5 separate regions of the Mus musculus genome follow, and all the other regions are linked to region 4. A link is a loop called in an ENCODE intact Hi-C map of the cell type or tissue named here. Cell type or tissue: gastrocnemius. All regions are shown on one strand. Each heading gives the region's core, and the rest is flanking DNA. Links, peaks and the distances in the headings are about the cores only. Region 1 holds the start of Gm52905 (a long non-coding RNA gene). Region 2 overlaps Herc3 (hect domain and RLD 3). Region 3 has its middle 27 kb from the start of Gm45943. Region 4 has its middle 28 kb from the start of Tigd2. Region 5 has its middle 19 kb from the start of Gm45943.

What was found. Hi-C counts contacts between places; a loop is a spot of excess contacts. Peaks named below come from ENCODE experiments on the same cell type or tissue, not always from the same donor. Only the 100,000 strongest peaks of a DNase experiment are listed, where the experiment ranks them.
Region 1: a loop joins it to region 4, with 14 times the contacts of the local background. A loop is called at or near these places in 34 of 42 quality-filtered maps.
Region 2: a loop joins it to region 4, with 5 times the contacts of the local background. A loop is called at or near these places in 15 of 42 quality-filtered maps.
Region 3: it touches region 4 in a loop (4-fold over the local background); 24 of 42 quality-filtered maps call a loop at or near these places.
Region 5: it touches region 4 in a loop (3-fold over the local background); 27 of 42 quality-filtered maps call a loop at or near these places.

What each region holds. Positions count from the first base shown.
Region 1 is chr6:59,016,858-59,023,289 of GRCm38, forward strand. The region is part of intron 1 of Fam13a (family with sequence similarity 13, member A); the gene reads right to left. It overlaps Gm52905 (a long non-coding RNA gene), which reads left to right and starts at 3,310. Exons shown (of 2, transcript XR_003956447.1): 1 at 3,310-4,935; 2 at 5,587-6,432. In gastrocnemius, for the core only: a CTCF peak has its summit at 3,677 (motif pointing right); no DNase peak of the experiment used is centred there; H3K4me3 peaks cover 587 bases; H3K27ac peaks cover 930 bases.
Region 2 is chr6:58,918,139-58,924,570 of GRCm38, forward strand. Herc3 (hect domain and RLD 3) reads left to right here. Exons shown (of 26, transcript NM_001361966.1): 26 at 575-2,260. The coding sequence ends at 783. Among named protein-coding and RNA genes, the nearest start is that of Nap1l5, 14 kb to the left of the region's middle. In gastrocnemius, for the core only: a CTCF peak has its summit at 3,653 (motif pointing right); a DNase peak (open chromatin) is centred at 3,668.
Region 3 is chr6:58,607,792-58,614,223 of GRCm38, forward strand. It overlaps a transcript of Abcg2 not described here. Among named protein-coding and RNA genes, the nearest start is that of Gm45943, 27 kb to the left of the region's middle. In gastrocnemius, for the core only: no CTCF peak of the experiment used is centred there; a DNase peak (open chromatin) is centred at 3,136.
Region 4 is chr6:59,177,664-59,184,095 of GRCm38, forward strand. No RefSeq gene overlaps it. Among named protein-coding and RNA genes, the nearest start is that of Tigd2, 28 kb to the right of the region's middle. In gastrocnemius, for the core only: a CTCF peak has its summit at 2,924 (motif pointing left); a DNase peak (open chromatin) is centred at 2,918; H3K27ac peaks cover 1,610 bases.
Region 5 is chr6:58,600,153-58,606,584 of GRCm38, forward strand. It overlaps a transcript of Abcg2 not described here. Among named protein-coding and RNA genes, the nearest start is that of Gm45943, 19 kb to the left of the region's middle. In gastrocnemius, for the core only: a CTCF peak has its summit at 3,709 (motif pointing right); a DNase peak (open chromatin) is centred at 3,792; H3K27ac peaks cover 676 bases.

The DNA.
Region 1 (6,432 bases), core at 651-5,650, 160 kb before region 4:
CTAACTTGGTTTCAGGGCTCAATTTCACATTGACAGTGCAGTAACTTTTTTTGTGTCCCCATTTTGCTTACTGCCTTTGCAAAACCATTTGTCCTTTGTGTTAGCTCCATTCATTCCGTGTGACATGACCAAGTCTATCTAGCTCTTCATGTTAGTTCTTGGTAAAGCTATTTTCTGAGTTTTATTCTTTATTTCTATTTTATGCTTTCCGAAGCCCAGGCCTTAGGAACTTTCACTCTCAACTCCCAACCCCTCCCACTCTCTATTCCTATTTAATTACATAGGTGCTCCAACTTAAAAAACAAAAAACCAAAAACACCACACAACCCTCTGAGGATGCCACTTATCTTTTAACTACAGTTGACCAGGCCCACTCTTCCCACTAACACATCTTTTTCAAGTTGAGACTAAAACAACTTGTGTTTGGGAAGATTTGTATGAGATTATAAAGTATTTGATCTTAAAACGTGCAGAGAAATGGTTGTTTTTGTTCCTGGGATACAGTATTTGCTAGTTTGGCAATACTAATTATAAATCTGCTGTCAATGAAGGAGGCCAAACTGGTTTTAGAGTGTAGTCTCAAGGTGACAATGTGGAATTTGGAAGGAATATTAAATGTGAAGACATACAGGCAAATCTGTGCCAGAAAAAAATCACATAGGTCAAGAGAGTCACTCAGAACTTTTAAAGTGTATGAATGTATACTAGGTTCCAATAAAGCTCACCTGCCATCCTCATGCGTAAAGTGAATGCTGCAATGTCCTCCAGTGAACCTACCAGGTTGTGCACTCTGAAAACATGTCATACAATTTAGAATTAGGAGTCCCATTTTGGTGTGTCTATTGAAGAGAATAAATGAAGTCCGAATGGAACCCAGCTCCTAAGCCTCTCCAAGTCTCTAGCTGATTACTCATGTTGATGATGAAGAGCTTTTCCCACTACAAAACAGTGCTCCTATACTAGGAATGAGAGGAGTTGTTCTCCACATAGTTCTGAAAGGTTTCCATTACAATGAATGGAAGTACTTAGACTAAGTACTCCCCCACATGCATTAGCTCTTTTGAACAAGTCTTCCTTATGTTATAACACAACAAGGTAGAAATAGTTCCAGATGGCTATAAAACAAGCTCACCCATTATTATCATATAACATATAAAGAACTAGAAGAGAACCTCAAATTTTGATAAGCATATAAAATAGTACTTTTGTTTTTTCTAAGTTGACAGTTATAATAGTTACAGGAAATGCACTAAAACCTGCCTAGGGAAAATATTGGAGTATTCTAATAGAGGTAACCTTCCTAATGTGTTTCCTTTGTAACGATATATGCATGTAACAATTAACTGAATACATTATTTACAATATTTTGGTATAAATATTTCTGCCATTTGTAATGGAAACCTTTTGGAATTATGTGGAGAATAATGTTTGATGTTTCTACTAATATTGCCTATGGTCTTTTCAGTTCAAGTGTATAATGATCATGACACAGGGGTCATCTATGGCCATAGAGTTACTTTCAGTCTCTAGTACAGTGTCTATCTTACAGACCTCCAAGCTTCTGGAAACAGGTTGAGCAGGTCACTTCCCTTTACTGCTTAGTGGATTTTTTCTTTTGGGTAACAATGTCTTCTCCCTTAATTCTGCTGTTAATCACCCTCCCCCCCACACACACCCCATGATGATCATTTTTATATATAAATGGTTTTTATTTTTATTTCTCAGTAGGAATTTTGCATATGTTTTATGTTTTTATGTCCTTGACTAGGCAACTATTTTGTTTACCCGAGTTTGAGTTTAGCCACATGGGAAATAAAAAGAGATTTAGAAAACCCCTAAGGATCTTTTTGGTCCTAAAGTGGAGACTATATTTTCAGAGTTCTCCAATGCTACTTCTGCATATGAGTAAAATTCCTTATTCAAATATATGAAACTGTCAAATAATAAAACCAAAAAACCAAAAACAATTAAGTATTTAAACATTATGAAAAAAGGAGGAAAGGTCCATGAACTATAGAATGGATTACCAAAATTTGATATACTTATATCAGAATAATATTCAGCCATAAAAGGAACTAAGAACTGGTACATGCCATACATAATGTGGATAAAGTTTGAAAACAGAAAAGGGAAAGAAGTCAATAATATGATGCTACATGTGATATAGCCGTACCATTCTGTTTATATACCAGAGAAGAGAGGTCCACAGAAACAAGGGTATGAGAGAGCACCTAGCAAGGAGATGATACTGAAAGCTAAATAGTGGGTCTCTATCTAGGTGATGAAAATGTCAACAGTTGATGCACAATTCTATGAATATGCTGAAAGCTATTGAGTCACATGCTCTAAATGGGCAAAATGTGTGACATGAAAGTGTTATATCTGCCGGGTGTGGTGGCACACACCTTTAATCCCAGCACTCAGGAAGCAAAGGCAGGCGGATTTCTGAGTTTGAGGCCAGCCTGGTCTACAAAGTGAGTTCCAGGACAGCCAGGGCTATACAGAGAAACCATGTCTCAAAAAACAAAAACAAAACAACAAAAAGTGTTATATCAATAAATCTGACTGAAAGTTATTTTTAGTTCCTTTAACTTTTTTCTAGTTCTTCTTAAGGGAAGGCTAGTAGGTCATTAAGAAGTTTCCATATAATACAGACTATTGGCAGTTGATTCTCATTGCCACAAGGGAACATATGTGCACAGGAATGAAACAGGTGAAAAGATATTGTGTTCCAAGGAATTTAGTTTGATGTTTTGTGTGTGTGTGTGAGTGTGTGTGTGTTTGTGTGTGATAGAGAGAGAGACAGAGATAGAGAGAAAGGAGAAACAGAAAGAAAGACAGAGAGACAGATACAGAGATAGAGAGAAAGGAGATACTGAGACAGAAAGAAAAGAGAGACAGAGGCAGAAAGAGACAGAAAGAGGGGCTAAGTGTGAGTGTGTGCATGATTGTGGAAGTCGTAGTATAGGACACAGCAGGTATCATGAGAAATCAACAGTGCTCTCTGCCTTATTGTTTTGAGATGGAGTTTCTCACTGATCTCATAGGTGGTTATTTTCAGTTAAGCTGGTTGGCCATCAAGCTCTCAGAACTTGCAGTCTTTGTCACTCAGAGATTGAGTTACATGCACACACAGCCATGCCCTGCTTTTAACACAAGTGCCGAGGTTCCTGACTCAAGTCCTTGTACTTGTACAACCCCAACCACTAAATGCTGAAAAACAACATCCTTCAGGAGTTTTTTTTTTTTTTTTTTTTTTTTTTTTTTTTTTTTTTTTGAGAAAGGGCCAAAAGATCTCATTATTATCTCTGTCTGTCCTGGAGCTCAGTATGCAGACCAGGGTGGCCTTGAGCTCACAGAGACCCTCCTGTCTCTACCTCCCAAGTGCTGGGGTTAAAGGTATGTACCACTATGTCTGGCCAAATTACCTTCTTTATATGAGTAATTGGCAAACATTTCTGCTCTACAGGTAAGGAAGTCACCACGCAGTGAGAATAGGTCTGTTTTTCTTTCAAGTTTGTTACTATCAAATACAGGCTATATCATCAATAAATAATAAATTCAGATATACAACCCACACAGGTCTGAAGTGAGGTAGCCTTTAACTCCTTATATTGGGCTGGCAGGCAGGGTGGTTAGTAACCAGGCAAGTTAGGCATCACCTCCACAAGCAGCAGGGGGCTCTCTAACACCACACAGCAGCTCAGGATCCATGTGACTTAGGTTTTTACCAATGAACTCAAATGTCATCCCATTGTCAATGTTGATGCACTTGCTGAAGGATACTCGTAAGACAAACATTTACAGGCCAGATATGTCCCACCGAGAGGAAGTTTCAGCAAAGTTTTAAATGTTGAATCATTAATACATGCTAATTAATTATGTTGCTTTAAGTCTTCTTTGAAGTCCACTTAAACTTGGATTTCTTACGTGCTTCACCCTTGGAAAAACTAATATTCAAGCTATTATAATATTCTGGATGAAATGATGAAAAAGAGGCTTCCATAGACATTATGATCCTCCACCTCTCACTTAGTAAATCAACACAGGCTTGTACTTGATGCTTACCCAAGCATGAAGATGCCTGAACATTTAAAAGAGGAAGCCAAATTCCAAACACTAATGATCTTCCATATCACCCTTCGTGGAGATAAACTGAGGGGATATTGGGAAGTTAATCCAACAAATCAAAGTACTGCCCTGAAAGCTGACTTGGTGAAGGTCTCCATAAAGCCTTTGTATCTGGGCCTGTTGTGGTGCGTCTCTCTCAGGAAATATTTTGGTAGAGATCCATAACTACTTGTCGCAGGGAAAGCAACACTGATCGTAGGTGAATCTCTCAAAGAGCTGAGCTGTCTGCTGACTTGGGATCTGATAAAAATGCAACCACATTAGTCACCAAAGGTGAAAATCTCACTTTCTTTTCAATTCTTACTCCCCTCATATTATTGATCTCAAAGACCCTTACAGACAGGGAAGACCATAAAGTGTTGTTTTATCATGAACTGTAAGAATGATATAAATATTTTAGAATCTTTAAACAAAACTAGGGAAGAGGGTGCAGAGGATTGGCCTTCAGTTGTCAGCTCCCAATCACGTGTAACTCGAGTCCCAGGGGATCCAATGTTGTTTTGTTTTGTTTTTTGACCTGCAAAGGTTCATGCATACCTCTGTCTGTCAAAAAATTAAAATATAAATATAAATCTTTAAAAAATAAAAATGTGAGACAATTTGAATTTTTTTCTTTTTAGGACCTAATAAGACTTCATTTTTAATTTAGGTCATTTGAAATGAAGTGTAAGAAATGAGAATTTTACAAAGGGACAGAATTTGAACACTCAATCTCTACAAAGCTTTCACTGAAGCCCACGCATGTCTGAGTCAAGCCTATGCTGGAAACTCCACAGAAAAAAGAAGATTGGAAAGAGGACCAAGGTGCGTTAAATCATTCTCACTCTTTAACTTGGTGTGCATTCTCATCTCAGTTATAAATCGGGGGTATTAAAATATCTTCTACGCCTTCGGAAGGGATGCAAAGGAAGGCTAAAAAGTCACCTATGAAAATTATAACTTAGGTAGACATTATTACAGTACAAGTGTACCCTCTAATAACATCAGACACGTAGATGAGGTTGAATAAAACACAGGGTGAAACATATCCATCGAGGTGCATCTGTTATTACTCTAATCTTGCTGTGTATTACAGAATTTACCGCATGGCATTGCAATTGCCTGGTGATGTTTCTGCGTCCTCACTAGTGTGGGACAGCAGAACTTGTGTCTTAATTTCCTTACTGGCAGGGCAGTAGTGTTTGATCAAGGAGAAAACATTAAACAATGTTGTAAGTTTTGTTTGAACAGGCAAAACTGAAAAGAATACCTCCCATAAGGCCATAATATTAAATATGCTATGTGCCAATGTTAGGCAGCATAGTGTCAGATTACTACATGGACCAGCTGTCAATAGATTTCTACAAGCTATAATCATTAACTAGAATTCACACCAGTATTTTCAATGCACTATTCACCATGAATTGCTTTACTTCTTGTTTAAAGCTAATATTTTACCTATTTATTTCAATTCAGTTTCAAGCACTCTGGCACTGAAACCTTGCACGAGTCTATAAACTCTCTCCTTTGGGAGCTTGAGGATGGGATCCTCAGCAATGGGGATCATTTCTATAACAAACATGGAGAACAACAGCCAAAGACATTGGCCTGAGATCTGAAGAGAGACACCCTGCAAGATCATGAGCGATTCGGCATAAACACTTAGACTCACAAGGGACCTCTGTGCAGAAAGCCTCATCATACACACCTGGCCGTTGTCTTCAAGAAGTGTATAATCAAAAGCAGAAATAAACTGCAAGTGAAGATTGCCAGGGGATCAATCATCCCTGCCATGGGGCTTGGAAGTAAGGGGACATTGAGTGCACAGTGAGCTGGTGAGGAGTGACCAGAGAGACAAAAGTCATGACTCAGCATTCTGCAATGCACACTGAGATTTCTAGTTTCACTATAGCGACCAACAATGTAAAATAGTTTTCAGGAACTCACATGGTCATTTTTGCTCTACATAGCAGGCATTCTATTTTTGTGTAGCTACAACAGGGCTTAGTAATGGCCAATACTTTTTATCTAAAACATGACCTGCTTAGAGATCTTGAGGACCGACATCATTGGAAGGACAAAAGTTCCCAACCTAACAATTAGATATTAAAACTCCAAAAAGTGTACATTAGTTTTGTTCTCTTAGAAATTTCAAGCATGGGGACTTTTCCACCAAATCAATGTAGAATTATAGATTACTCTACACAGCACTTTCTTCTACATTAAGTATCAATTCTCTGATAAGGTACTCTGAACACCACATCAAGTTCCTATTACAGTGGACATGTCAGGACAGCAAAAGAAAAACAACCACACTGGCTC
Region 2 (6,432 bases), core at 630-5,629, 260 kb before region 4:
AAAAGACCCTGGGCGCAAACCCCCATTCCCTCACACACCCTCAAATAAATTAGAATAAAGGAAAGAAATGGATAATGAGTTCATTCTAATAATTTCTGGCAGTTTAACAGTGAGAAAAAAAAAACAAAACAGAAACAGCAACTAAAAGCACTGTACAGCTGCTTCTGTCTATGCTGTGCAGGGAAATCTAATTATTTCCATCAAGTAACAATGTATCTCAATAGTGAACTGCCTAAAGATCATGTAGGTCAAGTCCTCTGGTTTTTGAAAGGAGGGAAATGAGCATATAGATCCCTAAGAGGAAACAGTTTTCAGACACCTGAGAAAAGGGAAGGTCTTGAGGTCACAAGGACGTGGGTTCTTTGCTGGCTGCCTTCCTGTGACAGTAATATCTTTCCTCTTTGATTTTGTGAAGGTCTGAGGACATGCATTTTATAGAGGCTCTAGGGCATGTCTAGTGCATATGTGTTGGTACCTAAAGAGCATTGTAGTTCCCATGGAAGCCGCAGCATGTTGTGCCTTTCTCTGTTGCTTAGAGGACTGCATACCATTGATGCCATTTTCTTCTTCTCAGTGTTCCTAACAGGCAGTGACCGGATTCCCATCTATGGCATGGCCAGTCTTCAGATCATCATCCAGTCCACAGCCACTGGGGAGGAATACTTACCCGTGGCCCATACCTGCTACAACCTTCTTGACCTCCCTAAGTATAGCAGCAAAGAGATCATGAAGGCTCGGCTGACCCAGGCCCTCGACAACTATGAGGGTTTTAGTTTGGCCTGAGGTACCCCAGCTTACCTAAGACATCCATCCCTTCCTTCTTCTGTGGCCACATTGAGGCTGAATAAAATACCATGGGAAGTGATTTCTATTTTTTTATTGTTTAAGTGGTTTGAAACTTTTGAATCCTAAACCCTAGTCAAGGTGTTTCTGGGGTTCAATAGTGAATAGTCTTTCTGAAAAAATCAGTGGTTGGGGATGAGCCAAAAAAAAAATTGGCTTTGGTATGGGAAGTGGACTTGATTTTGTTTTGTTTTGTTTTGTTTTAAACCGAGGTACCTGTTGTTCCTTCATCTGTGAATGTGTTGCAATCTGCTGGATTTAATGGCAGTAGGTTTTCAGCTTTTGTTTCCCAGATGTCCCTCAGTCCTGATGTTTCTTCACCATGCTTTGCTGCTCTCTTCCTGGCCTCTCAGTCCCTACAGGGGTGACTTGATGGATATGTCCCTTCTTGCCCGCCATGCAGAACATTTCCTACTCCTCAGCACTGGAAATGCATGGCTTGTTGCAGCCCAGCCCAGCCCACAGATGGAACTCCCAAGACAAAGAAGCTGAGCCTTGTCATAGCTCTTGAGTCTTTGTGGGAACCTTTATGAACATGTCCTGCTTTAAGGAAATAGGTCATGAGTGCCTACTGCCTGGGCCTCCTGAAACACACATACACAAGAGCCGCAGGTTGCAGGCGGGCTGCATGTGTCTTGTTAGCCATGACCCGTGGATTTACAGTGAATTGGTAGACCTTCTTTATCATACTTTTGAAATGCAAGTTGCATTTTCTTGTTTCCATATTGCCTAAGAACAGTACAATTAATAAAGGTTTCCCCTTCTTTATTCCTTTCTAGCTCCTGCTCTCTTCCTTCCCTTTCTTCTTGTGCTCCCCTCTCCTCCCTTCCTCTTGCTCTCCTACTCTTCCTTGTCTTTGCTGCTTGACTCCGTTCCCCTCTTCCTTCTGGTAGTGGATGCATGCTGTCTTTTTTATTTTAAATTTTGTAAGTTTTTTTTTAAACCTCTGTCTCTAACTGTGAAAATATGAAGATACTCTTTATAATAGAGTTTTTGTTTTATCACATGTGAAGTGTGCATTTACAGTGAAATTTCAGCAGGGGGATTATGTTAAGTCAAATGCGTGTGTCTCAAAAGTGACATGTTTAACTGCTCATCACTGTATAAGAAAATTCTACATGGTCAAAGAGTTCATGTAATTCTAATTTTAAATCTGTAGTAGATAGAGAAAGTATTTATTTATCTAAAATGAAGTACTTATAGATTGTGATGCAGCACCGAGTCTTGATGAAGGAATGTAGATTTTTGCTTTTCCTGTTTTTGTTTTGAAAAGTTACTCCAATTGCTAAATTGGTAGTTTTTTTGTCCTTATAAATATAACATTTAAAAAAGATACACAATTATATAAAATGTTTATTTTCTATGTGTCTGCATATAGTTCAATATTATCCAATAAATTTGGTGTTTTAACTTAAAACAGTTTGTATTGTAATTGTGGGATGGACACTCTGCTTTCCATGGGAGCATTAAGCCATAAAGCCACAGAATCCAATGATTCCTGCGAAAGGGCGAGAGAGCCCAATGCTCTACAAATGGATAGGAGTGCAATGGGAAAGAATGGGAATGGTGAAGGTTGTTAATGTTCAAAAAGCATTTCCTGGAACTGGAGAGGAGTCAGCAAAGGCTCAAACATGGGGAAAGACACAGGTACGAATCTAGGAGAGTTCAGAAGGAAAATCAGCAGGAAGAGAGTAATGACCAATAGAGGAGAGCTGGAAGGAGGACCTCGGAGCCCAGAGTTGGGAGTCAGATGTCTCTGAGTAGCTCCACAGGATGTGCTCAGGGGTTCATAGTGGAGAGGTAAGACGTGAATTCGAAGCATGTGGATGATGTGATTCACGGGCATTAGAATGGGAAGGACAGAAGCAGAAAGGCGCTGCTAGCATTGAGGGAGGCAGACACTGCAGATGGGAAAGAATATTTGAATGGTAGAGAAGGGGAGGGAAGAAGAGAGACACTGAAGTGACTCAGAACCTCACATCTCATGCTAATTAGTATTAGCCCACGTACAAAATCTGTGTGTGGAGCCCAGCAAGACAGTACTTTCAATAAATTTGTAATGTTAGTATGATGCATTGCTTTGACAGAGCTAATAGATGGTTTAATGAGCTGATTCAGTGGGTAAAGGCACTTGTCACCATGACGGGTGTGACTCAATCCCAGGGTCCACCTGCTGGAAGGAGAGAACCAAGCCCTGGAAGTTGTCCTTTGACCTCTACTTGTGTACCATGGCATGCACATGCCTACACACACACACACACAAATAAATATATGTAATAAAAAACTAAATGTAAGTAGTGAGGGGAACAGTATCTTCTTAATGCTAAGATGCATTCAATAAAGAATAACTTCAATAAGCAGTAGGTTTGGGGGAAATAAATTTGGAACACAAATAAGTTGTTTCAATTTTTTATTGCAAAATTTATTCCTTTGTTTTTTTGTGTGTGATAATTTTTAATTTTTCTAATCTTAGGTCATTCCATTCATGTAAGGAACATTTTTCCCTAATAAGCATTTATGTGACGAACTGTTTTAAGACTTTTATGTATTCAAGTTTTCACATTTCCAAAGCTGAAAAAAGTAGATAGACGTTGTTATCTGTGTAAACAATAACTCTGCAATCTTACAGCTGGAAACTCTTACAAACATGGCTCTCTTATTAATAGTTCATAGCTTAACTCACTAAAGAAGATAGTTCAGAAAATTGTTTTTGAAACCTTTTGGAGGTGGACTTTTAGTCATTTTTCCTTTAAAAAGGAAACAATGACAAAGCCTGTATCCAGGGAGCATGCCCGGCACATACTGTTTGTCCAGTAGAGGTCACCCTCTTAGAGTACCTTACTAGGTAAAGAAAGCAATCTAAAATTCTCACACTGACTCCTTCAGAGACCTCCCAAGGCATAACCCAGCACATGCACACGTGGCTTCATCTCAGGTGGATTTTGGTTTTGCATTAAATATGGCGATCAGTTCTTTGAGAATTTCATACACCACCTTTTGATTATAGTCTTCCCAGATCTACCACCTTTTCCCTACCTTCTTATTTACCCATTCTCTTTGTTTTAAAGCTGTGAAGTGCAATTTGTGTTGCCCAGCTACTCTTGGGTGCACTGGCGTGTTAAATAAACCCACCTTTAAAAACATTTGACTCTTCCTATCAAAGCAGTTATCAAATGCCAATGGCTCCTCAGGGGTGGGAATTTTACCCACCTCCCTACTGTATACTAATTGTGTCTGGTTTGAGCTTATACACAGGTCTTGTGCACACTGTCATGATCCCTGTCAGTTTATGTGTGCATCTACCCCGTTATATCTGTAAAAGAGTTTCTTATCTACCACCCCTGGGTCTTGCAATCTATCTTCCAGGATGTCCCCTGAGTCTTGAGTATGATATAGATATCTTGTTCAGGGTGGAAGACTGAAAAATCCTTTATTTTCTGAACATTCACTAGTTGTGGGTCTCTGTGTAAATTGCCAATTTACTGCAAGCAGAAGGTTCTCTGAGGAGGGTTGAGAGAACCACTAACCAATGGGCACAGTACTGATTAGGAGTTGTTTTAGAACTATGTATTTATCAGAATAATAGTAGTAGGTTCTAACCTAAGCCCTATAACTTAACGAACCACAGGTTTTTGGCCCCATCTGCAATGCCAAGTCTGGAGTGAGCTTATTTCCAAACAGAAGTTGGTCACTCACACACACACACAGGGCACTGTTGAACCAGTGGGCAGATCTTGCAAGAACAGTCATTATCGCAGCTTTCAGGGTTCACCGCTGGGTCACAGTGATGACTATGTTTCTTTTCCAGTAGGCCACATAGCCTTTCAGCACGTTCAAAGCCGACCACTATGGATGAAACTTCAGGATGAAATATCTTAATTTGTCCATGTTCTGTAACTCAAATAGATGATGTCATAACAATAGGATCTTAATACCAAAAAGTTCCCGAGGGTAGCCAAGAAATTCAGCAACAGCCTGTTAAGTTTTGGGGGAGGGTGGAGAATCAAAGGGATTCCACTGGATAACAACTCAAAAAGAGGTAGCCGACTCATGGTTCTGCAATTTTTATTTGTGGTGTTGTCCACTGTTACAGGATAACTCCATGTATTATATCTCTCTCCCATGACATCTTAATAGTTTCCTAACCTCTGTGTGTATTCCAAAGTCAAATACACCAAGATTTAAAGCTAACATAAGAGAGGAAATGTCATGTTTGTTTTTCTAGGTCCAGGTTACCTCAGAAGGATTGCCTCTGGCTCCATCATTTATTTATTTATAAATTACATTATTTATAACTTTGTAAAATATTTATCAATATTTATCATATAGCATAATATGCAATTATGTATTTATTGTTATATAATTAATTTGTAAATAATATAAATTTATAAATAACTTATTTATAAATTATATATATATATTTATATTTGGAAACAGGGTTTCTCTGTGTAGTCCAGGCTATCCTGGAACTCACTATGTAGTCTGGGCTGGCCTCCACCTCATACTTCCTGCCTTCTAAATGCTAGGATTAAAGGCATGCACTACCACCACCCAGCTGGCTCCATCCATTTACCTGCAAATTTCATTACTTATTTATCATAAAAGCTAATACTCTATTGTATAAGTTAGACCACATTTTCATTATCCATTCTTTAGTTGGTGGACATCTAGGCTGTTTCCATATCATGCCTAGTGTATGAAAAAGAGCAGCACTGAATGTGAATGAGCAAGATGCAGAGTCCTTCAGGCATATGCCTAAGAGTAGTATAGCTGCGTTAAGTGGAAGATTGATGATATTCTCTCTCTCTCTCTCTCTCTCTCTCTCTCTCTCTCTCTCTCTCTGTGTGTGTGTGTGTGTTTCCATCTCTCTGTGTGTCTGTTTCTGTCTCTCTGTCTCTGTCTCTTTCTCTCTCTCTCTCTCTGCATAGATCTGTTCCACTTTGCATACCTATTAACTATGAATTTGTTGTTTTAACTTGACAATTCTGGCTAGGATACAATGAAATCTCAAAATAGTTTTAATTTGCATTTCCCTGATGGCTAAGGATATTAAACATTAAAAAAAAAAACTTTCTCAGCCATTTGTATTTCAAGATTTGAGAGCCCTATGTTTAGATCCATGCCCATTTATAAATTGGATTTTTTTTCTTGATGTCTAGGTATTTGTTTTGTTTTGTTTTTAGTTCTTTGTGTACTCTAAACCCCATCCTCTGTCGTAGGAATATAATTAGTAAAGATTTTTCTCGTTTTGTATTTTGCATCTTCACTTGAGTGATGCTGTTCTTTGCTATATAGATGTCTGTTAATCTCATGAGGTCAAATTTGTCAGTGTTGGTCTTAATACCTGCACTTCTTTGGTTTTACTCAGAAAGCCCCGCCCTATGCCAGTGAGTTCAAGAGTATTTCATTTCTTGTTTTGTTTTGTTTTGTTTTGTTTTGTTTCATTTTGCTTTTCGAGACAGGGTTTTTCTGTACAGCCTGGCTGTCCTGGAACTCACTTTGTAGACCAGGCTGGCCTCGAACTCAGAAATCTGCCTGCCTCTGCCTCCCAAGTGCTGGGATTAAAGGCGTGCGCCACCACTGCTTGGC
Region 3 (6,432 bases), core at 75-5,074, 570 kb before region 4:
TACTTCATGTTACAGCAGTGGTTATCAACCTATTGGTCACGACCTCTTTGGGGGCAATCCTTTCACAGGTGTTGCCTAAAGCCATCATAACACACAGATATGTACATTACAGTTCATAACAGTAGCAAAATTGCAGTTATGAAGAAGCAACAAAAACAATTTTATGGTTAGAGATCACCACAGCCATAATGAAGAGCTTCAACATTAGGAGGGGAAAGAACTACTGTTCTAGATATGTGCCAAGGTCTTTGAAATAGGGCTTACTTGGGAAAATGACCTCAGACAAAGCTACTCTGCTAATTTTTTTCCTACACACTAAGGCACTAACATTTTTAAACATAAAATCAAGCCTTTTCTAGTACTCAAATAACTGATATCAGTGTAGTGGCACACACCTCTAATGTCCATTTTTAAGAAATAGAGGCAGAAACATCAGGTTATTCATTGGCAGCCTGGGCCAAAGACCATTTCAAAATAAATGATTAAATTAATCAATAAAATCTAAAATAAATAAATTATAAATATGATTAATCTAAATTCGCAGTGCCCTACACTAGTATAGCATATGATACCATTCCTGGGTAGAAGTGAATGGTTACTTACTTCAGATAGAGAGCTAATGATAGAACAAACTGAAGATGTCACCAAAATTTAACTTGGTGAACCACTGAGTTTTACTGAGGTTGCTTACAGAAATATGGATGAGGGGTTACTTACAGGCAGAAATGACTCAAAGACAACCATTTCTCCAAAATAACATCCCTCATGGAATCTGGAAAATTCTAGTGTACTGTATAGCCTAAAGGTAGGTCAGTATGTCAGAGAGTATCCTTTCCTGTCAGATCAGTTGGTCTAAGCCTCTTCCAGATGGCTCAGTTTATATGAGAGTCTTTTAAGCAGCTTGATTGCTCTCTGTGTCTCTCAGGTGGCCTGGCTGGTCTGTGAGTGTCTCTCAGCGGTTTTTAGTGCTTCTATATGCTTCGAGAGGGTGGGGCCTTGTGTGTCTAGTTAGTTTCAGGGACTTCCTGATACCTATTGTTTATGTCCTGGGCTTAAGGAGCTTTCCTGCAGGATGGAAGGTGTTGACCTACCTTGAGAATATCTGTGTCTTAATGAGGGTCCTTCTAAGATTGAAGTTCCTACGATTAATTCTAAATCTTCCTAGAATGAAAAGTGCTTTTCCATTTCAGAAACTGTATGTTACCACTGAGACTTTTGACAGCTGGCTTAGAAGCTGACTGAGCTACTATGGCTTTTCTTACTTTAACCTCACCTTGTGCTTATGAGCAGTGCAATAGTGCTAGGTTTATGGTACATGCCACCTAAGTGTGATTGCTGACCAAAGACTACAATTTTTTCTCCATTAGTTATTATTAAAGTCTCATTTTTACCCCATGAGAAAATAAATTCTACTGTTATTTTGTGTAAATGTTGACCATCCCCCAACAGATTTATCATTTATTTTGGAAACAATTTTCATGTGCAAATTCTGAAAACATCAAAGCTTCTGGGTGGTTCTTTCTGAAACCCTCAACCCTGCCAACACTGCTTTAACATTTATGGTCCTCTCAGGGTCTTAGGCAATCTCTAGTTCCTAAGGGCAAGAAAGCACTGTTAGCTTTCTAGAGTTTCTCTGAACTTCTAGACTTGATTGATAAAGATTCTAGTTACCATGTACAAAGGAAAATCCAGAGAAGCAGTGAGAAATTGTATTCTGGTCCTTGGGCACCTCTGCATCCATTTGCTTTTGTGCATCATTACACTAAATGTAAGGATTCCAGCCAGAGTTCTGGAAGTTTAGGGATACCACGGTCTGACTCCAAGACATGGCCTCTGAATAGGCATCTGCACAAGCTGGTTCAGCCATGGCGCTGGGAGCAAATGTGCAGAATGCATGGCTGATATGTCCAGGCTTCCTCTTCTCCAGAAATCATTTTATCTAGGGGGCCAGAAAGCTCCTTGGGAGACCTGAAGCACAGGCAGGTATCTTCTACCTGTCCCTGACAAGCATCCCCACCACATTTCTGTTTGAAACTTTCATCTAGTTTTTTTCTGTACTTTGTGGCACCAAAGTGCATAGAAACTCACCTCCTAGAATCTAAATGGCTGATACTTCTTGGTATTTCATGTGACAAACACCACCTTCTTCTTGGCCAAAGAGCAGACACTGTGAGCCAGTGTTAAGCCTTCCATCTTTCATCTCCTTCCTTGTTTTGTAGTCTTGCCAGGTGATCGTATTGCACAACTTTTGTACATAAATGTTATCTGATTCTTAGTCCTTGAGAGTCTGGGAGAGGTGTCTAGGACTTTACCTTAAGTAGGGTTGGTGTTACAAGACTGAAATTCCCTCGCTGAAGGGAGGATAGGTGTAAGGGAAGTGGAAGGCAGGTGCAGGACCTGTGATACTTTGGTGATTTGCAGGGGATGGGTGGAGTCACTAGTGCATCTGGTGTCTGTTCATTGCTTAGGGCAGTCCTCCAGTCACAGCAATGGGTAGAGGTGATAAGAAGGAGTTGGGGTGGGAATCTAAGTTTCCCAGATATGGATGGGACAAGGGTACTAGGTATCGGTGGATAGAGTTAGTGGTTCGAATTGAACCTCCCTGTGTGATAGGGAGGCAGAAAGGGACTTAAGAAGATAGGCTGGGCATGTGTTCTTTGGCAGGTCACAGGAATGGGAAGAGCTGCTGGTGTGATTCTAGTAACATCCCCGGAGAGAAGCAGTTCTCAGGTGATGGGGATGAGTGTAACTGGTATCATGAGTCTGGTGTCTAGCTAGATAAGGTACCAGGCTCCCACAGAATGGAGGAGTGGAGGTGGTGCGGTTCATGGATTTAGTGTAGGGGGTGTCTGGGTGCCTTGTCTAGGGATGGGTAAGAGCTCTGGGGCAGGGAGACCTTTAATTCCAGGACAATCTGTGCTGTTTAGGGAAGTCTATTAAAAAAAAAAAAAGAGCAAGGCAAAGTTGATCGATAAAAGTGTAATTATATTACATATATTAAATAGGGGATGTATACAAGAAAACTGGGTGGGTGTATAGTGTCTGATATAGTCTTCTCCTTGGCATGAGTGCCAGGTCTGCCTCAATATGGTCCTTTACATACATACGTGCAAGTGCTGTGCCAGCCTCTTTGCCATCCAGCCTGTGGCACAGACTGATTTCTGCCTCACAGAACACACATGGCAAGCCTATGGAAGTCAGAAAACTGATGGGGGTTGGTTTTCTCCTTTCACTATGAGGTTCCCAGGGATTAAACTCAAATCTACAGGCTTGGCAGCAAGCACCTTTACCCACTGAGCATTTCATCAGCCTGTTTTTATGTCTTTGATCCAGTGCCTCATGCACACTGGCTGACCTCAAACTTGTTATATAACTTAAGGTGACCTTGAGCTCTTGATTTTTCTGCCTCTGTCCACCAAGGTTTATGCTATCACTCTGAGTTTATGCGGAGCTGGCGGTTGAACTCATGCTAGGCAAGCTCTATACCATATGAGCTACACCCTAGCCTACCCTAGTTTTAAATGCTAATTTCTATTCTCAATAAAGCAGAAAAACACTTATTTTGATGTCTAAATCAATTCCTGATAAGGTGTTGATTAATCAGAAGTACTTTGTCCTTGATATACATACAAATGAATCTAGGTAAAAGGCTGAGCCTCACAAAGCAAGTCCAGAAAGTGATTTAAGTATACTTGGGCTAATTAGGTTCATGGTTGCCAACTGGTCATAACTAAGGTCATAGGAAATTAAGATATGAATCAGAGTGGTAATTAATTGGTTTCATGTGGTACACTCCTAAGAGACACTCATGTTCTCTACACAATCACTTCCAGGTAACAGTAAAAAAGAATAGACATGATTGGTAATGACAAATATTTGTATCATCTGTTTCTCCCTAGGAAAAATGTCTTTGGTACCAGGAAATGGCATAGTTCTCCAGTATTTCAAACACTGGTAATTGGGATTAATATTAACTGAAACCATCCAGAAGGTGATTATTCTTTGCTAGGAGTTCTATGCTAGCATAGAACTTCTAAATAGTTATGTTGTGTTTCATAAAACAGCAGTATAATGGGGCAAGAGAGAGTACCACAGTGGCCTAGCCAAGGTGTTCCCCTGAGGAATCACAACCATGTGACAGGCCTAGTATAAAAGGAAGTTTATTGAGTGAAGGGAAGGGGACCTAGAAAATGGGAAGAGGCAGAGAAAGGAGGGGGACAGAGTAGGACAGAAAGAGAACAGAAAGAAGAAGAGAAGAAGAAGTTGGCCAGGGACACATGGGGAAGAGAGAGAAATGGAGATGAGAGCTGGGGTAGCCTAGCAGTTCAGTTCTTATACTTGGCTCCCACCTAGAAGGCAACTATGCAAGCTGTTGTTAGGTAGTTATTGGGCAGAGCCTAGAGGAATTGCCAACAAGTTATTTTCACAAAATTCTTGGAGATGAATACTTTGATAGGATAGAAAGTTTCAATAAATTATAGTCACCTCCACATTAGTAAAACCCAAAGGAGTATTCAAACTCAGAAGTCTTTGAGCTGATCACACACAATCTCAACTCTGTAGTTTCTGTATAAACAAACAAACAAAACCAAAAAAAATCCCTTTGTGTTAGTACATTATTTTTTTAAAAATTTATATATTTTTTTAAGATTTATTTATTTATTATATGTAAGTATACTGTAGCTGTCTTCAGATACTCCAGAAGAGGGTGTCAGATCTTGTTACAGATGGTTGTTAGCCACCATGTGGTTGCTGGGATTTGAACTCCGGATCTTCGGAAGAGCAGTCGGGTGCTCTTACCCACTGAGCCATCTCACCAGCCCTAAAAAGTTATATTTTAAATTATTTTAAAATCATGTGTCTGTATGGATATGTACTAGTGTACATGTGTGTCCACGATGGACAGAGGCATCAGACCCCTTGGAGCTGGAGTTAGAGGTGTTTGCAAACGTCCTAATGTGGGTGCTGGAAACCAAACTAGGCTACTTTGCAAGAGCTCTAAGTATACTCTTTATTCAGATAGGGTATTGCAAAATAACTGTAAATATTTTAATTGTGGTTAAGGTCAGCTAATAAAGGTAACTATGATACTTTTCAATAAAGTGTTATCATGTAGGATCACTATGTAGCTCAGGCTGGTCCTAAACTGAGGGATTGGCCTATTTCTGCCTCCTCTGCCTATCTCTGGTGGAATTAAAGATGTGTGCCACTATGCCTGGTTTATATGAGAATTTCTGTATAAAGAGATCCCTTTAAGATATAAAAAGTCAGGTTATTTTCACCTAAGAATTTGAGACCAGTCTGGGAAGGATAGCAAGTTATATTGTAATCAATAAAATTATAAAGTATCTTAAAGTCCTTATGGACTGTCAGAACCTATATTACCCACCATCACTGTTCCTTTTCTTCATTTATTCATTTATTCAAAGTATTCATCTCCAAGTATTTTGTGAAAATAACTTGTTGGCAATTCTTCTAGGCTCTGCCCAATAACTACCTAACAACAGCTTGCATAGTTGCCTTCTAGGTGGGAGCCAAGTATAAGAACTGAACTGCTAGGCTACCCCAGCTCTCATCTCCATTTCTCTCTCTTCCCCATGTGTTCCTGGCCAGCTTCTTCCTCTCTTCTTCTTTCTGTTCTCTTTCTGTCCTTGCCATCTTCTAGATACCAAGTAGTTTCCTGCCTTGGAGTTTCGTTTCCAAATACAAAACAGTTGTCCCTTCATATCCACAGGATGTTCATTCTTGCATTCAACCAATTCCCAATCAAAAATATTCAGAAAAATTATATTGGACATGTACAGATATAGTTTGTCACACTCTCTAAACAGTACAGTGTAACAACTATTTAAGGAGCCTTGAATTGCGTTAAGGATTATAAGTAATCTGGGGGGGGGGTGATCTAAAGTATATAGAGTATGTATATAGATAATAGGTGCAAATTCCATACTAATTGATATAAGGACATAGGAACTTAGAGATAGAGGTGTCTATGGGTTGCCAAGAACCAAGCCTCCATGGATCCTGAATGGGGGTGGGTAAGTGTACTATTCCATAGTTTCTAGAACCCTAACTTCTCCCTGTTGCTTTGCATATGTGACTCTTACCCATTTCTCTACCCAAGGTAGATATAGAAACTCTAGTCCTCAGGTTTGGATTCTGAAACAAGAGGGAAGAGGAAGGGCGAAGAACATTCCCCACTCCTATGTGTGAGGGCTAATCTTGGTTGTCAACTTGACTGCATCTGTAATAAACTAAAACCCAAGCAGCTGGGCATGCCTATGAAGTATTTTCTTGTTTGGATTATTTGAGGTGTGGAGAATTAGTCAGAATTTGGCACCCTAAACCTGGGCCACAGCTTCACGTGGAAGAGGGAAGTTTTTGCTTTTTGCCTGCTTACCCTCACTCTTGCTGGCAAGGTTTTCTAATCTA
Region 4 (6,432 bases), core at 735-5,734:
GAGTGGGAATTTCAAGAGAAGTAGGAAGGAGCATAGGACAAGAGGGGAATAATGGGGAGGGATAATTAACTTGGAATACAGTTTCAAAAACCAGTTTCCTAATATAGAAACATACACATATACAAAAAGGATATAAGTGGAGTTATCCGGTATCAGGGAAGAACATGCTACAGATTATCAAATAAAAAACCAGGTATCAGAAATCATTCACCACTTTTGAAGTTGTCAGTCAGTAGGGTTCCACAGACCCCCAAAGTTTACAAATTATTCACACTCTTCTTGGTGCTTTCTCTAGAACCGGGTTGTAAGGCTCTGTTACTAAAGATACCATCCATGTACTTGAGTCATAGAATATACAGAGACCAAACCGGTACTGACCTGGAGGCTTCATTTCTACTGGTTAGTTTTCATAGTACTGGGAGGTGTTAGGCAAGCTACCGGAGAAGAAAAATAGTCACCAATCAGTCTTACTCAGCAGTAAACTGTGTGAATTACAATAATGACCAGTCTGGCAAGATAGGCCCACTTGTGCAATTTGGTACAAAGGTTAAGGAAATAGCAACCACTTTCTGATTGGACTTAAGGGCATTCCATAAGGCTGAACTCATGACTAGCACTGTCACTGGAGCCAAGAACCTGAGAACTAGATAGGTCCTAGGCACTGTGGGAGAACCTAACACTCTTGTTCTGCTAAGTCACAAAGCATCACCCCTGATTCCTAATGAGAGATCATTAAACCGCAGATAACTAGATCTTTTAACTTTCATTCGAGAACTTCCTTTTTGCAGCAGATAGTGAGGAACACAGGCAACTCATCCAAGTGCAGAGTCTATGTCTGAGTGCTCAGCTCTAAATGGGATAGCTATATCACACAGACTCTTCTCAAGCCTCAAGGATATCTGGGAAGAAGGTAAGGAAAGATTGTAAGAGATACAGTGAGTGGATCACTACAGTGAGACAGTGTCTCTGGACATGACAACATTGCTGCACACAGCAGCATATTGCGACCATGACCCCACTGACAACAGCATCACAGTTTCTAGCTAGTCATGATCCCAGAATGTACTGGGGAACAGAGTCATGATGTTCTACCCTTAGCTGAGGAGCTACCAGTGATGGCTGTTGGGAGGGAGTTAGTTTTCTTTACGGGTTCAACCTCTGAGAGGCTACCTGTGCGCCAGCATATAGCCTTGTTACCAGGTGCATACTGAGAGCACCAGTGAGTTTCTTTTAAAACACACACACACACACACACACACACACACACACACACACACACACACACACATATGTACACATGGGAGGATTAACATGTTCAAAATACCTTATATGCGTGTATGTAGTATACTTCACTGAAGGTTAGACCTACTGCCTGACTTCCAGTAACAGAAGTGATCTCACTGAGAATCAGATGTAATCCACCCAGTTTCTTGTTTCACCTTCCTTCTTCACCCTCCCCTCCCCCTTCCCTCCCCCTCCTCCCCTCCTCCTCTTCCTCCCCCTCCCCCTCCCCCCCTTCTCCCCCTCCTCCTCTTTCTCCTCCATTTCTTCCTCTTCCCTTTCCTTTTCTATGCTCTGTCTTCTTTCTCCCTTTCTCAGTAGCTGGTTTTTGTTTTGTTTTATTGTGTTTTGGCATCCAACAATCCGTAACTGAGACCAGGGGACAAGTAACTGAATCTTGCCAACAGCCGTCTTACATGAGTGTAGACAGAATATTTTCCTTCAAGTCTTGATATGGCTATAACCTTGCTGACAGTGTCACCGAAGCCTTATAAGAGACCCTAAGTCAGAAGACAGCTAAATTCTGTCCAATTTCTCACGTACAGAATCTGCGTCACAGCATATGTTACTGTTTTAATCTGTTTAAGTTGTGTGTTATGAAGCAACTGATAACTAACAAAATTCTCTCAAGTTCTACAAAGCACAGGATTTTCAGATTTCAACATAGTCACCCAAACACGCTGTTCTGTTTTCTCCACCAGCGTTCACCTAACTTCTGAAAGGTCCAAGCACCAAGCCCTGAGCACCCATACAAAAGGAGTGTCCTACCCTAGGCAAAGCCCAAACCCCACCAGTCTGGACCTCTGTGTCCGTGGAGGTTTCCTTGGCCCCTTGGGCCACTTCTGCCTTGTAGTTTTGGTACGGCAAATGCCCTCTGCATCTGCTTTTACATTTTTTTTAGCCTTGACCTTAGACTTCTTTCCTTCCAACAAAATTTATTTTTAACTTTCCCTAAAATAGAACAGGTCCAGCAGTTCCAAAATGACTACACAGTTTCAAGTACTGTCTGCGACCCTCAAGGATCCTAATCCCACTGGACCACTGTAGTGGAAGAGACAATGTCCACATGGAAGTCATCAAAGGTTCTATGTTTTTTTCTGCCTCTGTCCTTTTTACGTGCCCTGTACCCCTTCCTCAGGAGCAAACTATTCAGACCCACTCTCATGATCATAGTGATTTTCAACAGGGAGAATCCCTCTACCAAGTGAACATGTCACATCCATACATGCTGGCGAGCTCAAAAAATGCATAGGACGCAATCAGATTAAATACCCTTTAATTTTTCCTACTTAACAATTTTAAGAAGCTATGGTGACAACAAAAATGTGACAAAGGAGATAGGTAGCTGCATGAAGCAAGGCTACTCCTAGGAAATTTTAGGTCTGTTACACTGGATTTTAGGGAACACAGCTTAGTCATTGTCAAACTGAAATTTAACAGTGTTTGAGAAATGAAAAGACACATCTGTCAAAGACTGTGCCATTGACAACTTTTTTTTTGATGTAATGGAGATGTTTATAATGATAGAAATGCATCTTTGTAACTAAAATGGGCCATAAGTCATGATTTGTATTTTATCCCACTTTGGCCCAGGAAGTCTTACCACAATACATAAGCATTGTCTGCCACCTCGTGGTCAATGTAGAATCCTACATCGTGTAAGAGAAACCATAGAGCAACAGCAGAGAAGGGCCAACAGCATAAACACTACGGGCAAGATTGTTTAAAAACCCATGGTGATCGTATGTTCTGTGATATACGTATTTTATTTGTTTATTTATTTTTATTTTATTTTATGTTCCTTGGTGTTTTGGCTGTATGGATGTCTGTGTGAGGGTGTTGGATTGCCTGGAACTGGAGTTACAAATAATTGGGAGATGCCAGGACCTGCGGGGTCTTCTAAAGAGCGGCCAGTGCTGTTAACCATTGAGCCATATCTCCAAACCTCAACATATGAATTTTAAAGAAGAAAATTAAAAGTCTTTTTTCAAGCCTTGATATAGACCTTGATGAGCTGTTTTGTTCTTAAAATTGTAAGAATTTTGTTTCATGTCATGTTGCTAAATTGCTAAATTATCAGTGAAGAAATAAAGTATAACTAAATGCCTCCCTGTGGTTACATTACAGGAACAGCAGTGTTACTTAGGTACTGAGTAGAGGAGTGCACTTGTATTGTAGGCACAGGGCTGATACTGCTGTTTTGGAAAAGAAACTACAAAGCTCATAAAGTAAATCAAAGTGGGTCTCTTTCCTTCAAACTTGGTAGTGTCCTTCAAACTTACACAGGCACACTGGTTTAATTGAAAGGCAGTGCCACATAAGGAAAGAGGCTCTGGTTGTCTCCACAGTAATTAATCATGTATCCTTTCAAGATGTGTGTGCCATGCCCCCCTCACCCCCCCCCCCCACACACACACAGTTAGGCAAGCTGAGAGTTTTATTTGGTGAATCTTGAATCTGCTAAGACATGCACAGTCCGAAGACGGGAATAGTGACTCAACTTTAACCCCAGTCAGAAATGACACATTTACATCACTAAAATTCTCAGTACATTATCCAAGAACATCTGGCTACATGATAGAAAAGAGCATGCTGCGGAGGGATAAAAGGAAACCAATCTCTAGTTCAAATGTTGGCCAAGTTTCCCCACCTGGTGTGGGTGTGTACTCTTCAGTGCCTATGTAGCAACTGATTACACATGCACGTATGGTTTGATTACATCAAGGACATCTATAGATACGTTCATTTGTGCTAGAAATTATGTTAAAATTGAATTAGGGAAATGCTATCTCCAAATAGTAAGAGATTTAAAGCAATTCAGTATTAAACAGCAGTTTCCTGGCGTGGTGGCACATACCTTTAATCCCAGCACTCAGGAGGAAGAAGCAGGTGAGTACCGAATACCTGAGTTCAGGCCAGTGTGGTCTACAGAGAAAGTTTCAGAACCACTGGGGATACAAAGAGAAACCTTGTCTTGGAGAAACAAAATTCATCAGTATGGAACTACTTTAAAATGATACAGAAGGAGTGGGATTATGGAGAAGAAACATGAGCAAAGCTCTGCAATCTGCGGTATCTCTGAGAAGAACTGAATGGCTAAATATGATTGGATAGTATGCTGTATTTGTGTGGAAAGGTAGAATGTTCATAGATGCATAAAATATGTTTAAGAAGCTATCAGAAAATAAACCTCTACATGTCAAATATTATGGTGACTGATCCTGTTTTGGGATGAAAGTCAGAAGACGATGGGGGAGGAGACTTTTTGCACACACTCTGTTTTGAATAATCAGTGCTTACTGACAACTAGAAACCATATATACAATTGTCCATTAATATTTATATCCATGGGTTATGGCCCTGTGAATACCAACATCACAGATATTTGTGTGCCTTTAAAAATTGTGTTGTATTTGCAAATAACCTACATATACCTTCATATTTAACTTAAATCATTTCTAGATTACTTATGATACTTAACAGATTATAAAATGGTAAATTATTATTAAATGGTAAATCATTATACTTTATTGTTTAGGGACCAGTGAGGAGAAAGAAGTCTACACATGTTTGGTATGGATGCCATCCTTCTACAAACACTTGCAATCTGAGACAAGATGAATCTTTGGACATATAAGCTACAGAATCAGAGAATCAACTCTGTTCGAAAATTTTAAATTAGAAATATAAAATAGCCGGGTGTGGTGGTGCACGCCTTTAATCCCAGCACTCGGGAGTCAGAGGCAGGCGGATTTCTGAGTTCGAGGCCAGCCTGGTCTACAAAGTGAGTGCCAGGACAGCCAGGGCTACACAGAGAAACCCTGTCTCGAAAAACCAAAAAAGAAAAAAAGAAAGAAATATAAATATAAAATATAAAGAAATATTTTATATAAAATATTTATATAAAAAATATAAAGAAATATAATTTTACATGATATAATAAAGCAATGATGGGGAAAAGAAAATTTATTCTCAGCACATTATTTTACAGGTGGATGTATATTCTTGTAGAAAGAGTTTTCTTAGTGTATGAGCGTCTCTGGTTTCAGTGGCACACACACAAACACATGCATACAGAGCTAGATTAGATGTCACACTTGGACAGCTTGGACAGATGAAATGCTTAACGTCTATCTGTAAGACTTCTTAGATCAAGTTCCCATCTTCTTGCCACATAAAACCCTTTATGCCTGACCATTGAAAGTAGTTTTTTAAATTTACAGTATACTTGCATCATTTGTCATGCCATCTTATCCCTTTTACCCCTCCCATGTCCGATTGCTCCTCCCAAATTCATGGTCTCCTCTTTAACCATTATTGATAGGTATTGCTATACATACATGTAAACAGGAATAGGTTTTTTAGTCCATTCAGTGTTATCTGTATGTATGTTTCTAGGACTGGTCACTCTATTTTGAGTGGCATGGGGAGGTTCATTCCTGTAGAAGACTAATTTCCCCTTTCTTGGAATTATAAATTGCCTATAACTCTTCATCTAGGTGCGAAGCCTTGTGAAATTTCACCCACTTACACTGGGATATGAATTACTGTTGGAATTGTTTAGGTCTTGTTTAGGCATCCATGCTGTTGAGACTTCATAGATATAGCTTACCTGTCATATCTACAAGGCACAATCTTACAACAGAGTCCCCCTTTCTTTGACTTTTACAAGTTTTCCTTCTTTTCTTTTTCAATATTTCCTGAGCCTTGATATAGGAGTTATGTTGTAAATGTATCCATTGAACTTAAGTAGAGTTGTTTCCTATGAATCTTTAGTTGCCTTTACAAATAAGAACACAAGCCACTCTCTTCAATTTTTCAGAATAGTATCATTTTATCACCTATATACCTGCTAACTAGAAGAGAAAATTTATTTCCAATGAACACAAATGTGTACCCTTGTAAAAAATAAGTGTGCATGCCCTCGTCCAGCCCAGTCCCTGTGTAGGAGTATAGGTGTCTCTATATCTTCTCATCTATATCCAGTAAGGGAGATTCTCTCCATCTGTCTGTCTGTCCATTTGTTTGTCTATCTGTCTGTCTCTCTCCTCTCAGGTGCTTTCTCATTCTTTCATCCTACCCCTCTCTCATCATGTTATATAGCTCACAGTATCCACCCACTTTGTAGCCCCAATTGACCGGGAATTCATG
Region 5 (6,432 bases), core at 1,416-6,415, 580 kb before region 4:
CTAATTGACAAACTTATGGTGATTATTACTGGGTATTAATTGCAAATCCACAGACATTATCCTAATCCTATTAAATCAGAATCCTGGAGAGCGGTTTCCTAAATCAGTATTTTCCTTATGGCTTTGGGAGGGGTGGTGCTGCTGCACTTGAACCAGGGTTGTGAGGATGTCTTCCTACTGACCTACACCCTGCTGTTGAGCTAATATACCCTGAGAATTGACATTTACTGAGGCTCACCACATGTAACTATTGATAAATACTAGTTTCTATCAGTAGTTCTCAACCAGGATCAATTGTACTTCTTATGTAAGATTATTAAATAAAACACACTTTTTAAATATAAGTATCTCCTGTATAATAATTTTAATCTAAGACTCAGGTTCCATTTGTATCTGTTAATAATCTCCTTCTCCCTCCCCCCATGCAAGCAATCCTAATTAAATACAGTGGGACACATATAAACCACACACGCGTGCACACACACAGACACAGACACAGACACACACACACACACACACACACACACACACACAAAATAACCAGAAGGGGGAAGACAAAATTTAGTGGAGGGTGGGAGGAAAGGAGGATAATGAGGAGAAAGATAAAAAGTATATTTTATATGTGTGTGTGTTCAAAATTGAAAAATAAAAAGAATCACTACAGAAAAAGAAAAAAGAAAATCTTCCAATATATGCTCCTCAGAGGGCTCTCAGTCTCTGCATGGACTTAGTGCTGAGTATTGGGTATAAGGCATGCTTTGCCCCCTAAGTTTCTGCTTCCCTGTGTATGTTTGAGGATCTCAGACCCATGATCATTATGCTCTTGCCATAGAGTACAACAACAGGTCAGAGAAGTCTGGTTACCTCTCATCCCTCTAGCTTACCATGGAAGTTGTACCACAGTCTCTCTAACAGTGAAGCTGTACCTGCTGACCTTTGAGATCACTGCTGTCATCCTGAGGTTAGGGTATCCATTTCCATGTCAATCACACCTACCATTCTGTCTGACCTACAGAGTTCTTCAGATTTAAGTCATCTATTATTATGTCTTCTTTGTGTCTGGCTCACCAAAGCATTTATTAGATGTGAGCCATAGCTACCAGTTTTAAAATACGTATGTATGTATGTATGTATGTATGTATGTATGTATGTATGTATGTGTATATGTGTCTGTCCAAGTGTATGCATTCTTATTGTAAGTACACACATTTATCTACATGCATGGAGGCCAGAAGAGAGAGTCAACATACCCACCTTTATTACCCTGTGCCTACTTCTTTGAGCCATGATCCCTGCCTGAATGTGAAACTCATTTTCTTGGTAGGATGGAAGCCAGAAATCCCCAGTCATTCTCTTGTCTCTGGCCCGTCCGAGAGTGGGGGTTACAGGCATACATGAGTCGTCCAACTTGAAACATAGATGCTGCAATTCAAACTCTGACTTTTATGATTATACAGCAAGCACTCTTAACAGCTGATCCAGTTCTCTAGTTCCAATCTATTCATTTTTAAACATTTATTTGGTTAGGGGTGCATGCGATGATACTATAGAGCGTATGTAAAGGTCAGAGAACAACTTGGAGGAGTTGATTCTCCCCTTCCACCATGTGGGTCCTAGTGATTGATCTTTGGTCATTGTGCTTAACAGCAAGTGTCTTTAGCTTCTATGCCACCTGCTGACTCTCATCAGTGAATTTTTAATGTACTGATGGAAGTATTATCCCAGAGAGTCAAGTTGAAGATGGACATGCCCCATCTCCTGGCTGAACATAATGGGCCCATTATTTCTATAAATGTTGCTATCTTTTGTCTAAATTTTGTTAGAGATTTTCTGATTTTTCAATTGCGGACTCTAGAACTTTATTAGCTATCCTTTTTAAACTGTTACTGCCACCTTCATTATTCCACCAACATGCTATATTCTAAATCCTTGGGGTCTAATTCCTTGGGAATTGTGCTCTCATCAATGACTTTGATTTAATTTCTTTGGGTGATTGGGATTCCAAGGCTGGCCTTAAACTTGCTGTTTGCTGTTCATCTGACTCAGCCTCCTTAGCGGTGGGATTACAGATAGGAGAGGCCATACTTAGCTTTCATGACTGCAACCCCCAAGAACCACACATCCCCAGCTCTTCCTAAGTGGACAACTCCTAAAGCAGCATGGTTTTAGGATGAGGTCACTCCCTCTGGAGGAGGCCCAAGTTTCTGTCTCTGACAGTTAGTCCAGATATTTATTGCTGCCTACAAAACCATCTCACATTTAGGTCAGCAATTTATTACTAATCTCTTTGTTTGAGTAGAGTGGGTTTGAAAGAGAACCCAAGGACAAGACTAGAGAGCTGATGGAATTTGTGGGGGTTTTTGAAGAGTGTTGTTGTAAAAGAGAGCAGAGCAATAGAACAATTGGAAGGAAATGTGGGATTAAGAGAACGATTGAAAAAACTGAAGAAGAAAAAAAAAAGAGAGAACGACTGAAGATGGGGTAAATAAATACCAACATGTTTATGCTGTGCCAAGTGGTCTGGAAGACTTCATATTTATAAGATGACACAGAGGAGAAAGGGGAAAGGGCTGTCACTGAGCAAGGAAAGAAATGGGATTTGATGCAAAGCAGCTGCCCTGGCCTTTACTTAGAAAGGTAGACTGCTCCTCTCATTACAGTAAGGTGGGCACTGCCAGTAATCTCAAAGTTCCCCTTTGCTTCAATTTTCTCAGTAAAGCAGGAAATGATATTATCACTCAAGAATGATACACACATGTGCATGGGGGGGTGAATATGATTGGGAGAATGAATGAATGAATGAATGAATGAATGAATGAATCAGATGACTATTGAAATAGGAAAATAAGGACAAGGACAGGAGTGATGGCACATAGCAAGACTTTCTCTTTCCCCCTCCCCCCACACACACACAGAAAGAGAGAGAGAGAGAGACAGAGAGAGAGAGAGAGAGAGAGAGAGAGAGAGAGAGAGAGAGAGAGACTGCAAAAGGCTAAGGCTAGCTGCCATACAGTATCAGCTGTATACCAGTGAGACATCAGAATTCTTGACCCTGAATTTAAACTCAGATGAGTCATTATTCTTATATGTTTTCCCCAGTTTCATGCAGGATGAAAAAAAAATAGAGAAGTTAGTTAGTGGGTTTTGTCTAGAGTCTGCCTAGGTAAAAGAGGGAGTTTAGGTGCTCTCAGAGGTGTGAATACAACAAAAGATTGTGGACTTTCAGCAGGTGTGGGAACATGGGAACTAAAGAAGACCACACAGGATGCAGCACAGTGAGGGAGTGGTGAGCAGGTTCTTGAGAGCTTCTTGAGGGGTCTCCAGGAAGAATTGGGTTACTAATGGTGACTTGAAAGGGAGAGAAATTGGAGGTGGCAACCCCCAAGACATTACCTGGGAGAACTTTGCAGAAGCAGGGAAGAGTGTTGGGAAGGTCATCTGTGTACTGAGTTACTAAGATCTGAGACAAAAGGCATGCTGGACAGTGTCAAAGATGGCAGTGGTGGTGAGACTCCGATAGGGACAAAGTTTAAGGATGTGGAATTCAAAGCTGAGGTTTAGTGAGGACTGTTAGATGGTCCAATTTGGAATGTTAATAGTTCGTGTTACTTTCTCCTCTAGGAATAAGCAACATCAGAATGTGAATGTCCTAATGCTTTTAGGAAAACTTGTTTGTGTAAAGATGTTTCATGCTTTAATCACCAGAGGGTGCCAGAGTCAAGCAAATGATTCTTCTTCTCTTCATATGTGTATACAATATAGGTTGAGTATATACATACTCTACTGGGCCCCCCTCCAGACCCTTGAGAACTCACCCCCAGCACATTTTCCCCTCAGCTTCATGTCATAAACACACACACACACACACACACACACACACACACACACACACACACACACACACGTCTGAAACAAATATCCAGTTAGTGCTGCTTGTATGTACTTAGGTACTTTTAGTTTTCATCTGTAGCTGAGATAATCTTCAAGTAGTGGAAGGAGGCACTATTTATATTGGAGAGGGGAAATGTGTAAGTGAGAATTTGCCACATAAACTAGGACATGTGTTCTGCTCTCCATACAAATCTCCAACTTCTTATATTTTTGTTTGTGAACCTAGTCTTTAGTGGCTCGGCCATCTCTCCAGCTCCAAAGCTCTAATTTCTATAATTAAAATGAAAACGGAGAAAGTGGACAAACTGGCCTTCACCTTGATGGTGGGGAAACCCTCTCCTCTTTACTCCACCTCCCTAACTATCTTTACTGCACACTTCATGTTTCCCTTTGATATAATGAGACAATGTTTCAAATAAGAGAATTGTTGCATTCAGAAAAGTAGGTAGGGCATCCAAAACTAGCCTGAAGTATTTAAATTCTAACAGCTTTGGTTTTTGTCTTCTATGGCAATTCTTCTGAACTTGTCTTAGTTTTAGATACGCCTTTCATGCTAAGTACATTAAAACCCATATGTCCAGACCCCTTTGGAGTGTGTGTGTAGGGGGGTCCTGCCTGGCACTTCTGTAGGTCAGAGGACAACTCTAAGGTATAGATTCTCTTCCTTCCACCTTGTGAGATCCACAGATCAAACACAGATTTCCAGTCCTGTGATTGTTTGCCTCTACTGACTGAGTTATCTCAAGACTCACAAATGATTTTTCTATTTAAGTATTTCTGTTAAATTTTTTTATCTTTTAATTAGCCAAAACATTCTCATTCTCTTTCTGTGTCTCTATCCCTCTGTCTCTGTCTCTGTCTCTGTCTGTCTCTGTCTCTGTCTCTGTCTGTCTCTGTCTGTCTCTGTCTGTCTCTCTCTCTGTCTCTCTCTCTCTCCTGAATAAGGAGAAAGCAAGCTAGGCACCAGAATCCATCTCTTTCTGCTTCCTGGATGCAGATGCAGTGTGATCAAATGTCCCGGCTGCCAGAACTGCCTCGCCATAATGCAATATGCCCTCAAGCTCAGAGACTAATAAACCCTTTCTTCCTAAAGTTTCCTTTGTTAAAGTATTTTATCACAGTGTAAGAAAAGTAGGTAGTACATATTTTTATTTCAAGCAGAGGATATTTAGTTTGTATGTGATTTAACATTTAAACGTGTGAAGACCTTCACACGTTTAAATGAGCACAGTATTTAGATTTTCAGAACAGACATGTTTCAGAAATAAAGGACTTATCACCAAGGCACAAACGCAGGCAACCCTTTCAGTCCTCTTAAAACCCAGGCAAAAAGGCATGGATAATTAGTGAAAATAGCAAATACCAGAAGTTACTGTTTTGCCCTTAAGTTATCTGTGGCAAAGCTGTACTGCTATATTCTCTCATCTTCTCCTTCTCCCTCTCCTCCTATACCTCCCCCACTCTCCTGCCCCCACTGCATGAGAACACTTGCCATTTGCTTGAGTAAACTAGCTTTGCTTACACTTTTACTTTATTTTTATTTTTATTTTCACTTTATTTTATTATGCAAGAACACTATGGTACTGGAAACACAAATACCCTGTGGCCCACAGTCTTTCCACAGAATTGGTCAATGTGTGTATCGTTTGTTTCTTTCCACAGCCTTAATTTTGCTCTTTTTTTTTTCTGTAAGGTCTGCCTTTATTTGTTACTTGACCTTTTTCCCTTACTAGTTTTAATATTCTTTCTTTGTTTAATGCTTTTGATGTTTTAATTATTATGTGACAGGAGGAATTTTTTTCTGGTCCAATCTATTTGGAGTTCTGTAGGCTTCTTATATGTTCATGGGCATTTCTTTCTATAGGTTAGGGAATGTTTCTTCTATAATTTTACTGAATTACCGGCCCTTTTAGTTGGGAATCTTCACTCTCTTCTATACCTATTATCCTTTGGTTTAGTCTTCTCATTGTGTCCTGGATTTCCTGGATGTTTTGGGTTAGGAGCTTTTTGCGTTTTGCATTGTCTCTGACTGTTGGGTCAATGTTTTCTATAGTATCTTCTGCACCTGAGATTCTCTCTTCTATCTCTTGTATTCTAGTGGTGATGCTTGCATCTATGACACCTGATCTCTTTCCTAGGTTTTCTAACTCCAGGGTTGTCTCCCTTTGTGCTTTCTTTATTTTTTCTATTTTCATTTTTAGATCTTGAATGGTTTTGTTCATTTCCTTTGTCTGTTTGGTTGTGTTTTTCTGTAATTCTTTAAGGGATTTTTGTGTTTCCTCTTTAAAGGCTTCTAGCTGTTTATCCATGTTCTCCTGTATTTCTTTAAGGGAGTTATTTATTTCCATCTTAAAGTTCTCTCTCCCCATCATGAGAAGTAATTTTAGATCAGAATCTTGCCTTTCCAGTGTGATAGTGTATCCAGGACTTGCCGTGGTAGGAGAATTGGGTTCTGATGATGCCAAGTAACTTTGGTTTCTGTTGCTTATACTTTGAGACTTTTAAATTGATTCCAGACTATTTAAAATTAAGGTTTAGCTC